Linked DNA regions of Homo sapiens: region 2 is linked to region 1. The links are chromatin contacts, found by Hi-C in ENCODE. All regions are on one chromosome and are shown on one strand. The core of a region is the stretch at or near the end of the contact, and the rest is flanking DNA. Distances in the headings are between cores, read along the strand shown.

Region 1 (3,300 bases), core at 613-3,112:
TCCTCCATCATCTCCACTTTTTTCTGTCCTTTTTATCTCCTTCACATTAGAACACACTAGACTTCAGTGGTGGATGTGTGTAGTTCCTGCTTTCACAAATTCATGTAATCACCTAGTAAACATATGTGCTACACATGATAGACACATAAACACAGGAAGACAGAAACAGTTACATAAGTGTTTCCAGAGGAGAAAGCAATCTGGGTGCACAAAGAACAGACACCTAACCCAGACCGAGAGGAGTTAATGAAGGTTTCCTAAAGGTCAAATTTTAACTGTTTTGAAGAAGAACAAAAGTTAGCTAAGTGTGAAAAGAGTCTTTAATGACTCATCCCCTGTCATTTCCATCATCAAAGTCATTACAAAATTTGATATGAAGCTCCCTGGGGTTGAAATCCCAGGGACATTACTCTGATCTTTCATACATCACAGGTAACCTAATGCAAAATAGCCCACCAAACGCTTTCTGGCACAAAGCACAAGCTTAATGTATGTTTATGAGTAAATAGTAACTACTTTCAGCTTCCCTCTTCAGCATATCCTGTACTCCACTGTCAACTGAAATCCTGACTCGTTAATCTGGCAGCAGAGAATATATTTCAGTTTTATTTCCTTCTTCATCTCACAAGTTCCCATCAGTGAAGAGTTACTTATCCCTGTATTACCCACGGGTTCTTCTGCTACTAGCCCTTTCCTGCTTATACCAGTCCCTCTGCCTGGAATGACTTCTTCCCCTTTCCTGAATCACTGACTGCAATTCCTGTGCAAGATCCCTAAAGACCAAGGACAAGTATCACCCATTTCATTTTGCCGCCTTTGGAAACTTTTCTGCATTACTAGGTTTTGGAGGCATTCTTCACACATTGTTCTGTAACACAGGTGAGTGTTGCTTAGCTCTCTTACTTGAGTATAGGTTACTAGAAAATATGAAATATCCCTTACACTACTGTGTGTAATCTAAACAGTGACTTGCTCATAAACGGGATAAAGAATTTCCTTTCTGTATCTAACTGTGAGGTCCTTACTCGATCCTTATGTTTCCAGCTTACTTTAAGACTTTGGATGACATTATTTTGTTGAATAGAAGCAGAAACCAGAGGGGGATAAGTGGTAGAAATGGTATTTTGTCGACACCGCACACTATGGAAGTGACGGTGGTGAGAACAAATGTCTGATGAGAATGGACTGAAAAAGCAGAAAAAAGAATTGAGGATAGCAAGTATAAACAGCTCTTTATTGAAGTTCTGCTGTAAACGGAAGCAAAGAAATAGGACACTAACTGGAAGAGGAAACGAAGTACTGAGCATACAGTCTCATTCAAGACCACCAATTTCTTAGAAGCTACAGCTCTTACTTTCTCTCTTTCATTTTCGACAGGCAATAAAGAGCAGGTAATGTGTACTGAAAGTTTATTAAGGGTCAGGCACTTGCAAATACTTTACGTATCTCAGTTAATCTCACAACCCTGGGACGAACTATCTTGAGTTCCGCTTTACAGACGAGAATATTGAACGTACAGGCTAAAGGTTCTTCCCAAAGTCCCACAGACATAAATTCGTGGGGCCTGACACATGTCTCTCACTTTAGTCACCTGGAGACCGAAAAGGGAAATTACCGGTTGCCAAACTCCAAGTTGCGGGAAACCCGCCTGGGCCCACCACGAAAGTTCCTCCAACCGCACCCTCTATGCCCGCCTCCGACCACGCGTCTCAAAAGAGCTGGTTTTGAGGACCCTTAAAGTCAGCCCCATAGGTTCCTCGGCGCTCACCTCGTTATTGAGGTTCAGAGTTCCCGGCTGAGCCATGGTAGATGAAGGAATATGATCCGCCGCTGCCTGCACGTGAACCGGTCTCTCAGACCGCGGCTGCGTCGCCACGCCCCTCAACGGAAGCCTCTTCTGTCCAAAACTCATCCGCCTTCTGCTCTAGCTGCCGCCTGGGAACAAGAAACATTGACGCTTGGAAGGGAAAACCGGAACTGAGACAGAACAACTACCGGCGCAGAGGGCTACGCAACGGAATTGCGCGTTCCTATGGAAACCAGACGGGGGCTGGTAGCTGGGCAACGTCTAGTTTTTCAAGATTCGGTTTGTGTGTGTGTGTGTGTGTGTGTGTGTGTGTGTGTGTGTGTGTGTGTGTTCCCTTGGTACACTGCGCTCGCATTGTACCGGCCTTGGTTTTTCTCTCTAATGGCTAGGGGGGCGCTGAACGGCGGTGAAAGAGCTCTTCTGAAATGATCACTTGAATGAACGATTTTTTGCTTCCATTTTTTTAAATCTAGTATTTGTGAAGATTTCTGCTTTTCTAACAAGCACACCTTTTTAAATCCTCGCAGTTTTTTGTTACAACCTGACATTATAGCTGAGGTGCGGACATTTTTTTCCTGCACACTATAGAAGGGTTTAAATTTAGGGAATAAACATTTGAAGCAAAACCAGGATACACATTTGGTACTGCCTGTGGGAATGGCTGTTTATTAGCCGGCAAGCATAGGAGACGTAAGGGAGTGTGTTTGAATTAGGTAATATATAATTGTCAACACCTTCTAGTATTGACCATTAAAATGTGTCAAATGGTGGTCCAAGAGCTTTACATAAATTAGCTCCAAATCTCCACAGAAATCCAACAAGATAGAAATTATTTTCCTTTTATTAATATTATTTTGTTAGAGACCCAGTCTCTCTTTGTCATCCAGGCTGGTGTGCAGTGGCACAGTCATAGCTCACTGCAGCCTCAAACTCTTGGGCTCAAGCCATCCTCTCACCTCAGCCTTCCAAATAACTAGGACTACAGGAGTGAGCCACCCTACTCTGCTCTGAACTATTATTTTACAGATGTGGAAAGTGACTTCAGAGGCACCAAGTGCCTCGCCCAGAGTCACTTGCCTGGGACTGTCCACTGCTACAGGACTTCAAGTCCAGCTACATAATACCTGGGGTACAGTGCAAAATGAAAATCCAGGCCCCTTTATTCAAAATGCAGGAAAAACGTTTCTTCCGGCGGAGGGTGGTGGCTCATGCCTGTAATCCCAGTACTTTAGGAAGCCTAGGCGGGCGGATCACCTGAGGTCGGGAGTTCGAGACCAGCCTGACCAACGTGGAGAAACCCCGTCTCTACTAAAAATACAAAATTAGCCGACCGTGGTGACGCATGCTTGTAATCCCAGCTACTCGGGAGGCTGAGGCAGGAGAATCACTTGAACCTGGGAGGCGGAGGTTGCCGTGAGCCAAGATCACTCCAGACTGGGCAACAAGAGTGAAACTTCGTCTCAAAAAAAAAAAAAAGTTTCTTCCATAGCGTC
Region 2 (3,334 bases), core at 284-2,783, 5.1 Mb before region 1:
AGATACTCATGCCCCACCAAGGTGTTTATAACTAGATCCCAGATTCCTTCTTTAAAGGTATCCTATCAGCAACTGTTAGGTGGACTGTGCTTTATCAATTGACTTTTTTTTTTCCAGAAAAACTAAGTCTTATCAGAGTGCATCAACTCAAAAATAACTATAGGTAGTCTGTTGACAGTCACAAAATTCCCTCTTTAGCCTATCAGAAAATGCTGAAGTGACAAAGAACTTGTAAATTCTACTATCTTAATGTGGCCTCTAGCGACATCACATAATCAGTGTGGTTTGTTTAAAGAATTCATTCCTGACCTTGGTTTGCTTTGTATCTTTTTTAAAACCACTGAGTACACATTGAATTTATAGTGGTAAGCTTAAGGCGTCAGACAGCATGAGATGGAATTCCAAATCTACCGTTTTGTAACTGTGAGAACTTGAGCAAGTTATTAAACCTCCATTACTTCATCTGTAAAATGGTACTAGTAATACTTAATTGCATTGTTCTCAGGATTAAACAGACTAATGAGTATAAAGCTTTTGGTGAGCAATCAATAAATGTTAGCTTTGAGTATTACTATAATTATTATCCATCATTTTCTCATTATTTACTGTACCACCATTCAAGCCACCACACCTAGAACCTGGAATGCTCAGTAGCTTCCTCACCTCCCTGCTTGTTCTACTCTTGCCTATCCTAAACCCTTCCCATCTACTTCCCAAAGCTAAGGGGTCCTTTCAGAAGGGAAAAGCAATCAGTTCAATCCCCTTCCCACATAAAACAGAAATGCCCCCCGGCTACCCTTAGCACAAACCTGAAAGGCCCTGCATGGCCAGACTCTCGCTTACCCTCTCTAGCCTGTTTCCACCTCTCTTCCCCATTCCCTCTAAGTCTCAGCCATACTCGTCAGTCTTCCGCATACAACCCATACTGCACATCCTCCACCAGACCCTTCCCCCAGCCTGCAGAGCTCTGTCCCCAACCCACGCCCTTCAGATCCCAGCCCCAAAGCTACCTCTTCAACGAGATCCCACTCAGGTCTTTTCTCATATTCCTTCCCTGCAAAGCACTTAGCTGAATAAACCCATGGCCTATTTAATAAGGGATAATTTCCTAATATCTGCTTTCTCACACGATTTTCAGTTTGCGGGAGGGTACGGCTGCCAGTTTTGCTCATCGCATTCCCCATAACCTAGTTCAGCCAAGACCTAGTGGAGGAGGCAGTAAATATTAAATTAACGAAAGAATGGATGCATGCAGAGCGGTTAAAATGGCTCGGACTCCGCAGCCTCAAAAAGTTGGCTCCCGCACCTGAGGCCTCTTATTAAATGGTTCCCAAACATGCGGGGTCACTTTTCCGTATTTTGTTTTTTAGTTTGGCCTTGGTTTGTGTGTCACTCTTCACGAGTAAAGGTTCAGGCGCGGCCACCCTTGAGAGCGTAGACGGGACACCACCTGAGATAGAACGCCCAGCGGCAGTGCTGCCGGCGTGGGGCGGAAGTGCGGGGCCTGGGGCCGGCGCCTGGTGGGTGCGGGCGGAAGTGCCCGGCGCAGGGCGGAAGCAGAGGCGTTGGCGGCGTGAGGCTCAGGTGGGTTCCCTTAGTCCCGCGCCGAGGGTGAGCGCTCGCGGGTCTCCGCCTCTGAGCTGACGCGCAGGCTGGCGGGGGTTCGCTGTGCCGCGTGCTGCCCATTTGGATAGTCGTTATACGGAATTTAATTAAACCGGGAGCCATAAATCCATGAACTACTTGGGGGAGATTATAAACGCGTGTGTGTGTGTCTGTGATAGCGCTCTGGGAAGTAAATAAATGACGGGCGGGAAAAGGAAGCTTTTTTTTTTTTTAAGAGAAAGCAGAAAACATCTCGAGAAAGCAGAAAACATCTCAACTTCATACTCCTCCAGTGATTCGCCGATGCCCCGTCCCGGGTTTAATTGAATTCTATGAAGTGGTAGTGTAATCACACTTGGGAGCCCGCTGAGCTGACTGCCTTTTTAAATAAATATTTTTGAGCAGCCATGTTGACCTTTAATTGGGGTGAAAAGGTTGAAAGGTGCAGCAGGGAACATTGTGAGTGCCGGGGCTCTCTGGATGAGCTGTCTGGATCTCCTCTCAGCCTTATTGGGCAAAAGCAGCCCTCTGGGTACTGAACAATGAGAGAATAAATCAGAAACTGTACATTCTCAACAGATATTCACTTCTGACAAATAGCAGCTCATACAGTTTTTTAATAAGTCCAAGGGTAGAAAAGTCCCCACTAAAATGTCATTGTGAGTTAGGCTTGTGACTGTTTCTAAGGCTGTCTTTCACAGGGAATGTTTTGCTTGGGTGATCTTTATTCTTGTTTATTAATAAATAGTGTATATGTGGTACTTTATATTTTAGTGCCCTTAAAAAAAAAATCCATAGTATGGCCTTAGCTTGACCCCAAGATTCTCAATTCCTCAAGGACAGAGATGGTGTCTAAGATCTGTTATATCCCAATACTTTCTAGCGCATTTCCCAGAATTAGTATACATTGTCTTGTTTAAGCAGCCACTAGAGCTATGCCTTGGTGCACAATGCTGAACAAGTTGAGGTGTCTATTAGAGGTCGCAGTCTTCTCATTTGGTCATATTCTGAGGACTAGCTTATAAAAATGCATGTGAAGCTCTCTACCAATATTTGGAGCTGTATACATTGGGGTGCATTATAGGTAATTAGAAAGATTTAAAACACGGGGAAAAAAGATACACCCTGGAAATATTGGATAATTATGATAATACTGGGGCAAAGCAGAACTAATCATGGTTCTGTGTGAAATATCGTAGCCCAATAACCTGCGTCCTGCTCTGCTGAGGAATTGCCTGGAACCAGAAAGACCCTGTTGTGAAAATTAAGATTGGTGGGGCTGGTGCTTTAAACAGGCAGGATCCTCAGATTGTCTTTCTTCCCTCCTGCTCTGGCAGCAGTAGCCACATGCCAAGGAAGGATCAATATTTTTTTGTCTCCTTCATCAGAGGAATATGTGGCTGTGTGGTTTTATTTAGATGGACTGTTGGCAGGTAAGTAATAGAAATGAGGATTTTTCCAACTTGGGAGTTGATTGGACTGTGTTTCTATTTTGTTCCAGATGCCTGGCTCTAAAGTACTCAGAGGCACTATGAGAAATCCCTTTAAAATAGGTTATTTTTTATTATTAAAGTTTTTTTATTTCATAACTTGTATATACTCTAGCTGGCTGATGTATTCAGTTACTCTAATGCTAGGCCTTGGGGTTTCAAACATAGCAGGACCTTGAGGTGATCTGGTACAAGTAGCGAGGTGTTTTTATGTTCCTTATTTAAATCTAATTTTTGCT

Evidence for each region. A loop is a pair of places that touch in the nucleus more often than their neighbours do. Pooled maps may share reads with other maps.
Region 2: a loop to region 1 is called in a pooled map, with 6 times the contacts of the local background. The contact joins the promoter of C5orf63 here to the promoter of SRFBP1 in region 1. A Hi-C loop is called at or near these places in 4 of 50 pooled maps.

What each region holds. Positions count from the first base shown.
Region 1 is chr5:121,960,537-121,963,836 of GRCh38, reverse strand. SRFBP1 (serum response factor binding protein 1) reads right to left here and starts at 1,862. Exons shown (of 8, transcript NM_152546.3): 1 at 1,769-1,862. The coding sequence starts at 1,804. RefSeq lists enhancers at 1,877-1,926, 1,671-2,209.
Region 2 is chr5:127,071,701-127,075,034 of GRCh38, reverse strand. C5orf63 (chromosome 5 open reading frame 63) reads left to right here and starts at 1,533. Exons shown (of 5, transcript NM_001164478.2): 1 at 1,533-1,584. RefSeq lists a silencer at 1,457-1,676.